Linked DNA regions of Homo sapiens: regions 2 and 3 are each linked to region 1. The links are chromatin contacts, found by Hi-C or POLR2A ChIA-PET in ENCODE. All regions are on one chromosome and are shown on one strand. The core of a region is the stretch at or near the end of the contact, and the rest is flanking DNA. Distances in the headings are between cores, read along the strand shown. Region 1 overlaps DNM3 (dynamin 3). Region 2 holds the start of DNM3 (dynamin 3). Region 3 has its middle 160 kb from the start of TNFSF18.

The links. Hi-C counts contacts between places; a loop is a spot of excess contacts on that map. ChIA-PET counts read pairs that join two places held with the same protein, here RNA polymerase II (POLR2A). Pooled maps may share reads with other maps.
Region 2: a loop to region 1 is called in a pooled map, with 2.8 times the contacts of the local background. The contact joins the promoter of DNM3 here to the enhancer-like site in region 1. A Hi-C loop is called at or near these places in 2 of 50 pooled maps. POLR2A ChIA-PET finds 5 or more read pairs at or near these places in 2 of 52 experiments (WTC11 and activated CD4-positive, alpha-beta T cell).
Region 3: a pooled map shows a loop between it and region 1 (9-fold over the local background). The contact joins two enhancer-like sites. A Hi-C loop is called at or near these places in 1 of 37 single-sample maps with no recorded cell type and 5 of 50 pooled maps. POLR2A ChIA-PET finds 5 or more read pairs at or near these places in 2 of 52 experiments (OCI-LY7 and activated CD4-positive, alpha-beta T cell).

The regions. Positions count from the first base shown.
Region 1 is chr1:172,357,663-172,361,545 of GRCh38, reverse strand. The region is part of intron 17 of DNM3 (dynamin 3); the gene reads right to left. Among named protein-coding and RNA genes, the nearest start is that of C1orf105, 61 kb to the left of the region's middle. RefSeq lists enhancers at 546-1,172, 2,653-2,732. Within about 2 kb of position 2,610, at least 36 of the 41 ENCODE cell types and tissues checked have a DNase peak (open chromatin) inside an H3K27ac peak, as active enhancers do; they include OCI-LY7, where a contact is called at or near this core.
Region 2 is chr1:171,839,172-171,843,138 of GRCh38, reverse strand. DNM3 (dynamin 3) reads right to left here and starts at 1,641. Exons shown (of 21, transcript NM_015569.5): 1 at 1,322-1,641. The coding sequence starts at 1,482. RefSeq lists an enhancer at 1,217-1,396 and a silencer at 1,597-1,826.
Region 3 is chr1:172,893,221-172,897,249 of GRCh38, reverse strand. No RefSeq gene overlaps it. Among named protein-coding and RNA genes, the nearest start is that of TNFSF18, 160 kb to the left of the region's middle. Within about 2 kb of position 1,894, at least 7 of the 41 ENCODE cell types and tissues checked have a DNase peak (open chromatin) inside an H3K27ac peak, as active enhancers do; they include OCI-LY7, where a contact is called at or near this core.

The sequences.
Region 1 (3,883 bases), core at 1,361-3,860:
TAAGTACTCCAGTTTGAGAACCCTGCAGTAAAGAGATATAAGTCTGGGAAAAGCAGGGGAGTTAAGTGATTGAAGGTTCTACTGAGGATAGAGTACAGGATGAAATAAAAATGCTATTTATGGTCTCAGGCCTGAAAATTCCCAGGAAAAAGAAGTGTCTGACTTAGCGTAAAAGAAAGTATCTATGTTTTAACATTCAAATGTGATCTCAGCTAGTTTCTACTAGACAGACATCACCATTCCCTGACCGTCATAATTGGCACTAAGGTAGGCAAATGGTTGAACGGGAAAGGAGAAGTTACGAAGCTTTCTTCTAGTCTCTACTTTAAAAAGAAAGTTGCCCCTCCCACATAAGCCTTACTGGTTCTTTCTGAGACCCAGTGAAACGAGAACAAGTGCAGAAGGGACACAGGATGCTCAGGAAATCCCATAGTGGGCCAGACCCAAGGTCAGCCACCCCAATAAGTCTCAAGAGTCATCCTGTGCGGGAGCTCAAAGCTGTTCTCTGACTTCTGTTGTAAAAGTCAGGTATAGCCCCAGTTTTCTTAGTAGCCATTTGTGGCTCTCATTCATAAATCTGGCTAAAAGATTTCTGAATTCATTTACATTTCCTGCCAGTCCCACCTTTTGGGACTAATGAGTTCCACAAGTTTATAACCTGCTATGTGAAGTAGATTTCCTTTCATTTGCCCTAAACTTACTGCACTCTGTTTTAAAGAGTGCCTTCCTTGTCCTAAGAAGAAAATGTAAACAGAATTATAAGATGAGGACAGATTGGCTAAAGTAAGCAGGGCAGAAAAAGAGCAAAGGTGTTACAAGCAACCGCAGACTACCTTAAATCCATAGTGTAGTTTTAAAAGGCAAACATGGCTGGAATGCATGATCCAGAGGGGAGCTGGGTGTGTTACACAACAATAGCTCCATTGTTCTTAGCACTTGTTAGACCCTTGCAGGGGCTCTGCATTTTGCCTGAGGCTCTACTGCTCAAATGAAAGGGAGAGCTTGAATATTTAGCAGATATTAAGAAAACGGATTAAAATACTGGAAGTAAAAGTAAACAAATTTGGATGTCTCAGGGTATACAAGAGAAAGTTATTCTATATAAAAATAGTAGGATACTATCTATAAAGTGAAAAATAGTTGTTTTACATTTGAATTAAAGCACAAAGAGGAGTCAAAATGCATCAGATGATGATTTAGCTTTGCTATAAGAAGGAACTTCCTGACACCTATTATTATATGTAAGACCAAGTGGAGATAGAAAACTTTGCATTTTATTTTGTTTTGAATGTTCATAATTCCAAATTGATTTGGGGTTCATCTTACCTTTGTACATCCCTCAGTGGATTATAAAGATAGCTAAATGAGTTATTTACCCAGAGGGATATGGTAATATTGAATTAGGCATCTTACAAAATAAATTTGTGATGAAAATACTAATATGTACACTTTTAAAAATTATAAGGAAACAACTAATTTTTTTAAAAAAATCAATTTTAGTGTGCTAAAGTAGACTAAATAGTAGACTAAACTATCTGTTGCATTTTTTTCCTCCAAGGTCATAGTATACAGTTGATTATAGGAAAGTCTTGTGTTTTAATGGAAAATAGGGCAAAGGTTATGTGCAACAGGAATCCAGTCATGTGGAGCTTGCAGAACGCAGGTTAGGCTCATAAAACTGCTCATTAAAATGCTGTGTTCTGAAGCAAAAGCAAATAAATGAGCTCAGGGAAAAGAGCCGCAGAAAATTGTCTAGAAATATTTCCATGAAAGACTGTGAAAATAGTCCTTCCCAGTCATAAGAAACGTGCAGATATTGCTTATACAAATAGCCCACACTTAAAAGACTTTTAAATACCTTCCCTGAAATGCTGGTTTTGACCTTCTGCCAAGAGCTACTTAAGGTTTTTTTTTTTTTATTTTTCTGAATAGACTGTATGATGAGTAAAAAATAAAAAGGCATATACACCAGAAGCTTTTAAAACAACATGAGAAGAACAGTTTGGTTATTACTCCCTACTCCAAATTGTAGTTTAAACTTAGCAAGTTCACAAGTTCTACAATGGTTTTAAATGCCAATCTCAAATTAAAGAAATTAAGACAAAAAAAATCTTCAAGATTTATAGGGCTCCCTGATTCTCTACATTTTACTATCTTACAGTAGAGAAAACATAGATTGAGGAATCTAAAAAAAAAGTAATAGTTATGGCTTGCTGGCAAAATAATGAACAGCAAGAAGATTTCTAAGAAGACAGCCCCAAAGCAATTCAGACAGACCATGCTTACACAACGGCTGGCTGGTCTATGCGGCCTCAAGCCAAAAACAACAGCCAGCAGCTCCCATCACTTAGAAAGGAAACTGCACTACTTGATGCTGATTAAATGTGTGTGTGTGTGTGTGTGTGTGTGTGTGTGTGTGTTTTGTGGGAGTTGTTCAGATGCCCATCTGATTTTCAGTATAAATTCAGTGATGCCCCAGGCCCCGTCTGAGCCACCAGAGGGGCAACCAGGTGAAATCTCACCATGCTAAGTGATTAACCAGAGTGAAGCCAGCTCACAGAAAACAGACTGCTCCAGAAAGAAGCACAAGTAATGAGTCATGTGGTCTGAAATCATACCGACTACTCTGTCTGTGGCTTTTTTTTCCTTGCACCATTTCCACAGTGTGTTAGAATCAGGAAGGGAGACCCGGAAAGGAGTCAAATATGAGCATGGAAATTTTATGTGCTTTTTATTATCTTAAGTAAAAAGAATTACCAGTGGCAACATTCCCTTTATACTTCTACAACTTATTTTATCTCAAGAAAAGCAGTCTGGAGCTGGCTTGTGAGAAGCAATGAATCAAACTGAGAGAGACTCCTTCTAAAAGCCAGGCTGGATCACAGCAGGCTTCTGGCCAACATTTACTCTGCTGTTTCAGTCAGGTTTCACTGCTGTTGTTGCTGTTTCATTCTGGTGGGGGAGGGAGCTGACTGAGAGTCTTGTAGAGATTTGGCTAAAATAAAAATAGAGCTATTTTACAAAGCTAAACCAACTCACATCCTGTGAGATAGCCTAGATGTTTGATAAACCACATCTTGGCAACAACAGCTCATCTCTGAGTTAGCTGTAAAAAGGGATTTTCCTAATTCATCCAGCTCTAAACAAAATAACCCGCTCTTCTTTCTTCCCACTGGTGTTTGACATACCTTATTCAGGAATAATTATTTCTTTTACTTTAGTAGATTTTAAAAGCTAGCATTGTTCTTTCCATAGTGGTCATTTACATTTTTACCTACGCACACACACATATACACACGCGCACATTCTTGCACAAGTTAGCAAGATTTAAAGCCTCTCATTTTTTATTCTTGAAGTCCCGAAAGGGAAACTGCTATTCATGTGCCAAAGAACACAGCCATTCATTATTATTTTTTCTTTATTTCTCTCTGTATACCCTCCCAATAGGATTAAAAGCGGTCTGGGATGTAGGGTATGAAGGCAGAAGAAGGAGAGGAGTGGGAGGTAGGAAAAGATGGCATTTTAATAGCCTCTACCACACTGATTCAGCACAGTAGGAACCTTGTGCTTCAGACTCAAACTGTTTCCTTCCTGTTCAGCATTGCACTTGGCCCACTTTTCCTGAAGCCATGCATTGATGTCTGTGGACAGAACTGGAGGTAACATATAAATGGCCTTTCTTAGAATATGGGAGGATGGAGAGGTCTAAGGAAGCTATCATTAACACTATCTTTGATTTGTAAAATAATTTTCATCTTGAAATAATTTGTCTTATTAAAAGGTTGAAAATTAATACAAAGAATTCCTGTACATCCTTCACCCAGATTCTTCGAATGTTAGTATCTTACAAAACTACACAACAATGATCAAGATAAGGAAATTG
Region 2 (3,967 bases), core at 392-2,891, 520 kb after region 1:
AAGGAATATGTACTTTATGAACACTAACATTTCCAAAGGAAATGTGGGAATATTCAGCTCTAAATTCTACACATCACCAAGCACTAACAAAAAAAGAAAAAAGGAACAGAAACAGGAACCTTCTGCATCCCAAGTCACGAATGAGCCAAATAAAAAGAATAAAGTACAATCTCGCCAGCATTTTTTCTTGGATACTGTACATTTCTACCTGGTTTTCTATTACTAGGAAACAGATTTCAGTTTTCATAATGCTTTTAAATGGGCTTTTCTTAGCAAATGTCTGCACTCTTCAGGCAAGGCCATTAAGGTAACTTAATCCCTCATGAATTGCTCAGTGGAAGAAATGCTGATTCCTAATTCGAAAATTAATTCCTTAGCTGTTTCTGTATTAAGAGTCATGAGGAAAACCACAGCTACAATTTAGATTCAGAATGTTGTCTTGAAGGCTAGCAAGACAAATAGGAGCTTAGAGAACGGAAGATGATGCTGGGGGAGGGGGCGCAGAGAGAGTGCGAGAAAGATGCTGGTCAGTTCCGAGATGATGCAGGAATGACATGGCACCTGGACAACATAAGTCCACGTCCACCCCCTGCCAAGTCTGTGCCTCGGGCTCTCTCACAATTGCCTGAAGCTGTGAATAGGTGCACACGCAAACACACCACCTTTTATTCTTCGACTCTCCGGGAGGAGAATGGTGGGGAAGCGTCTCTGGATAAAGCTTCACCACAACAAACGACGTCTTTCTCCTCGCACCCCGCCTCCCCAGCTAGAGGCAGGCAACAGTAGACAGCTGAGAGGAACGAGAACCCTGGCGAGAAGGAAAGCATCTCCACCTAAGGGAGGGGGCTCGGGGGATAAAGCCCCACAGCCTCACAGGGAGCCTCACGGAGGGCGACAGGAAAAGGAGGGGGGTGTTGAGCTGGGAAAACAGGAGAGGGGCACTGGGAAGCTTTCGGCGCGCTACGCAGGGAGGCTGCCCGGGGCTGGCGCGCACCGAGGGGGTGGGGGTCGAGCCCGGGGCGGACCCCTCCCCCGACTCCCCGACTGGAGGACAGGGAGGAAATGGCTTTGTATCGCACGATGAAAGGCAGGCAGGAGGGCCACCAGGCGGGGGGTGGCAGGGGACGGAGGATGCCCAGAGCTGGAGGACCCCGCCCGCCCCACGGACACCGCCACTCTGCCCCCCATTCCACTCTGCCCCCCATTCCACCGCAGCGCCTGGTCCATCCACCCTCTGGCTCCCGCTGCCCGTCCACGTTCCAACGGCCCGCAGCGGGGTCGCCCCACTGCCGCATCCTTACTCCGCGCCCTGCGCGCTTACCTGCCCACGAAGTTCTCGAGCACCGAGCTCTTGCCGGCGCTCTGGCCGCCCACCACGGCGATCTGCGGCAGCTCCAGCAGGCAGCTCTGTCCCAGCGCCGAAAACGCGTCCTGCAGACGGTTCACCAGCGGGATCAGCTCCTCCATCTCCCGGTTCCCCATCTTGCCCGAGGGGCCGGCGACCAGCTGGTCCCTGCTCGCCTCTACGACCTGACAGGGAGTAGGGGCCGCGCTGCCCTGGCTGCTGCTGCTGCGCCGGGCTCAGCCAGCCAGGTCCTGGCGCAGACGTCGGAGCCCGCCGCCAGCCCGCCGCTTGGCTCTGACAGCTAACGACCCGCAGCGCGCCTGCGCGGGCGGGCAGGGGCGTGGCCTATCTCCGCGACGCCCCGCCCCCGCCCCGCGGCTGCCCCGCCCCGGGCTTCCCATCGGACCACCAGGCCAGGCGCGCACGCACTGCAGCCCAGCTGCGGCCAGATGCCACGGCCTCTGCGTTCTGTGGCCAAGGCTCAGAGGCCAAGTTACAGCGCCGGGTCAGGAAATGGCATGAAATCAGCAGCAGCGGCAGCGTTGTTCTCTTTCAGCGGCTACCAAGCCAAAGCCCAGTGGAAAGCACTATCGCCGCTAACACCACCACACGATCACCAGCAACAGCAGCACCGCCGCCGCCACCACCGGGGCACCGCTGCCAGACTACACTTCCCGAAAGGAAATCTCCTCTGTCACGCCCTTCTCCAGAATCCGCGATGACTCCTCCCAGGGTGGCAGGCCTGTTGGAGTCTAAATTCTTCAATGTGACATCCATCTAAGGCCCTGAGTGGTCTGACCTTACTTAATTCTTCATCTGTAATGACTCGTCCTCCCCAGCCCCGCATAAGCACAGGTAGAGTCTGTAGGGTTTACCGCCCCGATACACCCCTTTAATCACTCTGGCCTGTGAGACTCCTCATGCCATTTGCCCTCCCGGTCTATCTCCTTCTACCGGATCTATCCAGAACCAGGTACCCTGGACGCATTCTGTGAAATTTAGCACATTGAGAAGTGACTGTGTGTGGGGTCCTGTGCCTGATGATCGGGACACAAAGATAAATGGCCATGCTTCTCTTAGCCTCCACAGACGGTTCCTTTTTAGTCTGCTCCTCAAATACTGATGCTTCGCAGGGTTTCATATATGGGCATTTTCTTGTCTAATGTTTGTCCTCTGCCTGAGGACTTTCCCATAGCTTTAACTCTGAATCAAGGCTGGCGACTACAGAAATTTACATTGCTAGACCCTGTCTCTCTTCTGCAACTTAGACTGTACTCCAAGAGGAGCCCAGAATACTACCTGAGTGTCCTACAAGTACTACAGACTCAATTTATTCAAAACTGAAGTCATCTTTTGTAATCTCAGCATTTAATGTACAGTTCCTTCTAACTCTAAAAAGACATATTAAAATGTTCATAATGTCAAAAAACCTGAAAACAACCCAAATGTCTATCAACAGGTGAATGAATAAACAAACGTGGTATATATATATAGTGAAATAATCTCTGCCACAAAAAAGACTTTTGATATAGCAACAATCTCAGATACATTATGTAGAATGAAAAAGGCCAAAGACCATATTGGTTTGATTTCATGTATGTGAAGTTCTACAACCAGCAAAGCTATTCTATGGTAATAGAAATCGGAACTGTGGTTGTCTTTGAGGAGTGGAGATTGACTGTAGGAGGCATGAGGAAACTTTCTGGAGTGATGGAAATGTCCCATGTCTTGACTGGGATGTGGGCATACATTTGTCAAAACTCCTCAAACTAAACTTTTAAGTGATGTGCATTTTACTGTACATTACATCTCAACTTTTTTTTAAAGCAGCAGAAAAAGACAAATAAAACTGAATGCATCTCCACTGAAGTGGATCTCTATTAGAATGTCTGCCCAGGAAACCTTTTCTAAGAAACACTCCATCCAATGCATGGTTGTAGCCAGAGCAGTCATGAAGATAGAAAGGCATGAAGAAAAACTGAGCCCTGGCCATAGCTGTGTGCACCAGATTGGGCACCTGACTTGAGCTTTACCAATCAAAGCCTTTTCCCAGGAGTATGCAATTGAGAGAGAGATTGGCCTTTGTCTGAGTGACTGAACTATAAGTGAGGAATAACATTGGCAACTATGGTTAGTAAGATTTCACCAGTAGAAGGGAAGTGCTCATCTTCAGAGAAAGAGAAAAGTGAAAAGACACAAGGAGAGGAGCACAGGGAAAGAAGAGGGAAGATCCGGATAGTACCTGTATCCTCAATCTTGTTCATGTCTGATGTCCAACTGTAATCCTGTCCTCAGTTCCTTGTACAACCTCCCCGCCAATAAACTTATAATAAATTCTCCTCTTTGCCTAACCTAATTCAACTCATATTTCTTTTACTTGCAGTCAAAGAATCCTATAAATACATTCTCACACTAGAGATAGTGTGCTCCCTATCTCAGGGACAAGCCTGCCCAATCCCAATCCAGAATCTGGAAGTCATTCTCACTTCATTTTTCCCTCTCTCTCCTTCATCCCCTACACCAAATTGGTACCCAAATAATACCCATTCTACCTTCCTAGAAGCCATTTTCTGTCCATCCTTGCTGCCAGTGCCTCAGTTACAACCATCATTTCTCAAACAA
Region 3 (4,029 bases), core at 645-3,144, 540 kb before region 1:
AAAAAAAGAAAAATAAAGATTTCAGGAGAGATTTCAGGTGGGTGATATCAAGGTCCAATGTATGGTCATTGGACTATATGGCTTAAGTGGAATATACATAAAGCTCACTGTAGTCTCTGTCCTATTTATCTCTCTATGTATCGGTCAATCAATTAATCAATCATCTTATCTAGCTATAACACTACTGGTCCCTAAGCATCTATACATGTATAATAGCTGACCATGCTTAAGGTGAGTTGCAGTGAAGTAACCGTCTTGTGAATGTTGTTACTAATAAGCTGATGCTATTGTAATTTTTGCATACATCTTGAAAAATGATCTGATTGGTTCTAGTGCTTCAATATACTAAACTATTTGTATATAGTATTTGTGTTGAGGCACATGTTGGTTTTTCCCTCTCCTGACAGTTATGAAAAAATTATTTTGACTACATTAGTGGTCAATATTCCTAGTTCTGATTATAAATATGTTACTACAATTTCTTCTACTCTTGTATCACCTCTGTTAATAAAATAAAAAAAATTGTATCTCAAATTACATATAATTTAATCCTGGAGTAAGGAATAATACTGTTTTATCTAAGAAGGTATTAAGGGCAGGCTGACAGGTGGAAGAAATTGGGTGTAAACTTTCAACATTCAGATATTTATGGCCTAAAATTCCATCATTATCACTTCATGCCTTTCAATTAAGCTCTAGTTAGTCTCTCTCCAGGTTTCTTTTAAAAGGCAATTATACACATCAAAAGAATAACCAATAAAATCCTGTCATGTTAGTGTAAATTAATTTATCACATCACTCTCCTATATGGTCCCTACAAGATGAGAAGACGAAGCAAGCATGGGAAACTTGGAAATTTGTGGGAATGGAGCACTGGCTGAAATGGAGAATAGAGTATAAAAACATGAAAAGCGAGTGTTGTAATACCTTCATCTTTTCAGCTATATTCAAAAGCCTTTAAAGGAAAGGGATCATATATTCTTACATGACTCATATAACAATTCTTGTCCTCTTAAAAATAAAGCATATATTTACAGGTGAATAGCTAAAGATTTCAGAGATTTTATTGCATATATATCCCAAGATCCCACAACACTTGTTACAAGATCTATTCCTTCAAACCAATGACTTCAGAAATCTTTTTAAACACATTACTGTGTTTCATGATTTAGAGGGCTGTATGCATAACTATGGATACAATAGAATTCCCATGGTGATTATGACAAGCCCCAAGGCAAGTGGTTTTCATCATATTTGTTGTCCCAATGTCACATTTGTCATCATTTTTGTTTGTCATGTCCCAGTGATATAAAGGAATTCATCCCTGCCAAGCCCAAGTTCAAAAGGTGAAGAAATAGACTCCACTCCTTGGTGGGAGGAGCAGTAAAGCTGCACTACAAAAAGGAGATGCTACAGGGATGAGAAGAATGCTTCGCCATTTTTGCAAATTAATCCACATACATTTTATAGACATAAATATAAGTGTGGAAGGATACATAGCAAACTGATAATATTGTCCACTTCAGGGAAAGGATCAGCAAGGGAGACAATATTTTATTCACTTGTATTTGTTTGACTTACACCAAACATACATTACCTTCATAAATTTTATTAAGCAGAGAGTTTTAGTAAATATAAAAGTTATAATAATTATATTTCTATCACCAAAAGTTTAATTTCATGGACACCTTAATTCATTAACACTCAAAAGAATAGAAAATAGAAAGAAAACACCCAAATAGAGCAAGTTTGTCAATATCATAGTACTATTGTTAAAGGAAACCAAAGGAAGAAATGACTTTACTGAATGATCCACAGAATTGTTTTGCAGTTTCACAGCTCACAGATTGTTTTTCACCGGACGCATCTAAGCTTCTAGTGTCGAGTTTCACTTTCAAATGTCAAAGCAACACCTCAGGAAATACACATGGCTCAGCCTGTTGCCTTTGCTTATAAAAAATCGACTCCCTTTTCAGTTAGTACTGATGGATGAAAGGACATTCTCTGATCTTTTCACCAGTAACCAGTCATATAAATCCTCCGATGAGCTCTAATTTAGTAATCTGAAATGTACAGTACTATTCACAAGTTTTTCATGACTCAGAATTTGCAAAGAATTTGATCAGGTTTCCTTTTCTAGTTTTGGTGGTATTGAGTCTGGGGAATTAATATCATAATGATCTATAAAAATGTTTCAGCTGGCTTTCGCGCTCTCTCGCGCTCTCTCTCTTTTTCTCTCTCTTTCGGTTAATATCTTTGCATCTGTGTTTCCACCAAAGAAATTTGGAACACATATCATATGACAGTGTTGTTGACACACCCCATATCTGCTCTTCAGCTTGTGTGGACACTTCTTTTTTCACTAGAGTGCTTTATTATGACTTACCTTGCTACTGTCCTGCAGGTGAACAACCCACAGACTGTGGTACCAAAATGTTTTGCGCTGAAGCTTGTAAGACAGTCACCCCTTGCATTGTTCATTCAGGCTTGATAGGATTCTCTGCAGGAAATCATCTTGAAGAGCTTGTCTTTGAAGAATACCTCTCACCACACAATTGCCCATATCTCAGGCCCTTTTTGTTCAACAGCCAAGTCATCATGTATTAATACTGTTTATACTGCCCTAAAACACAGGGACATCCAAAGGCATGCTACACCAGATAAGAGAATGAAAACCCCCTTCTACCAGTCAATCATCAGCTCTAAGGTCTTATTTCTATATTTCACTGAGTCATTTTGGAAATCATGCATGTGAAAGTCTTTTGATCTTGTATCAGCATTGGGGAAAATGAACAACTTTCTCGTATTGATTTTACAGCTAAAATTTCTCCATCCAACTGAATTGCTCAAATTGGTTAAAATCATAAATTGGCTGAAAACCAATACAAGCGAATAAAACATTGTGTCCCTTGCTGATCCTTTCCCTGAAGTGGACAGTATTATCCGTTTGCTATGTATTCTTCCACCCCTTTCTTTACAAACCAAAACAAATTGGTTAAAATCACAAATTGGCAGAAAATAACAACTTTCCAGTTACTGATTTTTTAAACATAAAGGTAATTTATGTATATCATAAGATCATAAGACTGTTTTATAATTTTTATGTTTTGATTCATTTTACATCTTTTCTTCAGAAAGTATTTGTTTAATGGTCATTTGGTTGCAGTTCTTTGTAAATGTTAATTTATATTTTAGTATTTTTATTTATTTTTGGAAACTATTTCTCACATTATTTGTGTAGCCTAGGTAGTTAGTTTACTGCAGGAAAAGAGTTTTATTGTTATCTGGCCACAAAGGTGATCTCGACGTATCAAATCTTATCAGAAAGTCTCGTCTTAATCTTTACTGAAATCTGGATGTTTCTGTTTACTTGGAATGCTAGGAGGTCCTTTTGAATGTTAGTCAGCTTTACTCTCCTTGTTCTCTAGACTTTTAAAGATATTTTCACAGGAGTCTACTAAAGACACCTTCCCCCCACTCAGCCCCAACCCCACCTCATGCACAGCCTCCTCTCTGGGATTCTGCCTTGTAGCATAAAGAAGGTCTAATTAGGATAAGGATACATCAACAGGCAAGGAGCCAAACACCAGCAGGCAAAGAGCCAAAGACCAGCCTTACTCTCCTTGGTGCAAGAATAAGGCTAAGCTACCAGAGTTCTGTGTTTTTGTTGGCAAAGCTCATGTCGTTTCAGGAAAAAGACTATTCCTGCCCAGGCCCATCTCCATGGTTCCAGAAACCTCATTGTCCTTTAAATATGCAGGCAACTATTCTGGGTTACCTTCACCACCAGCACCATCACAGTAATTCTGAAAATGACAGTTATTGGTGTCTCTGTGCTTTGGGAATACCCTTCTTCCCAGAATCACAGTGCATGTTAGCACTGGTGGCTTCCTCCTCCTCAGTCAGCTATCAAGAAAGCCAGAGATATCATCAGCCTTGGAAAGGAAAGGACAGCCCAACAGCCTTGCCATACAGGATTTTCCAGTAGACCTGATAATGAGAATTCTGAGATTATGTTGGTTAGGCCTG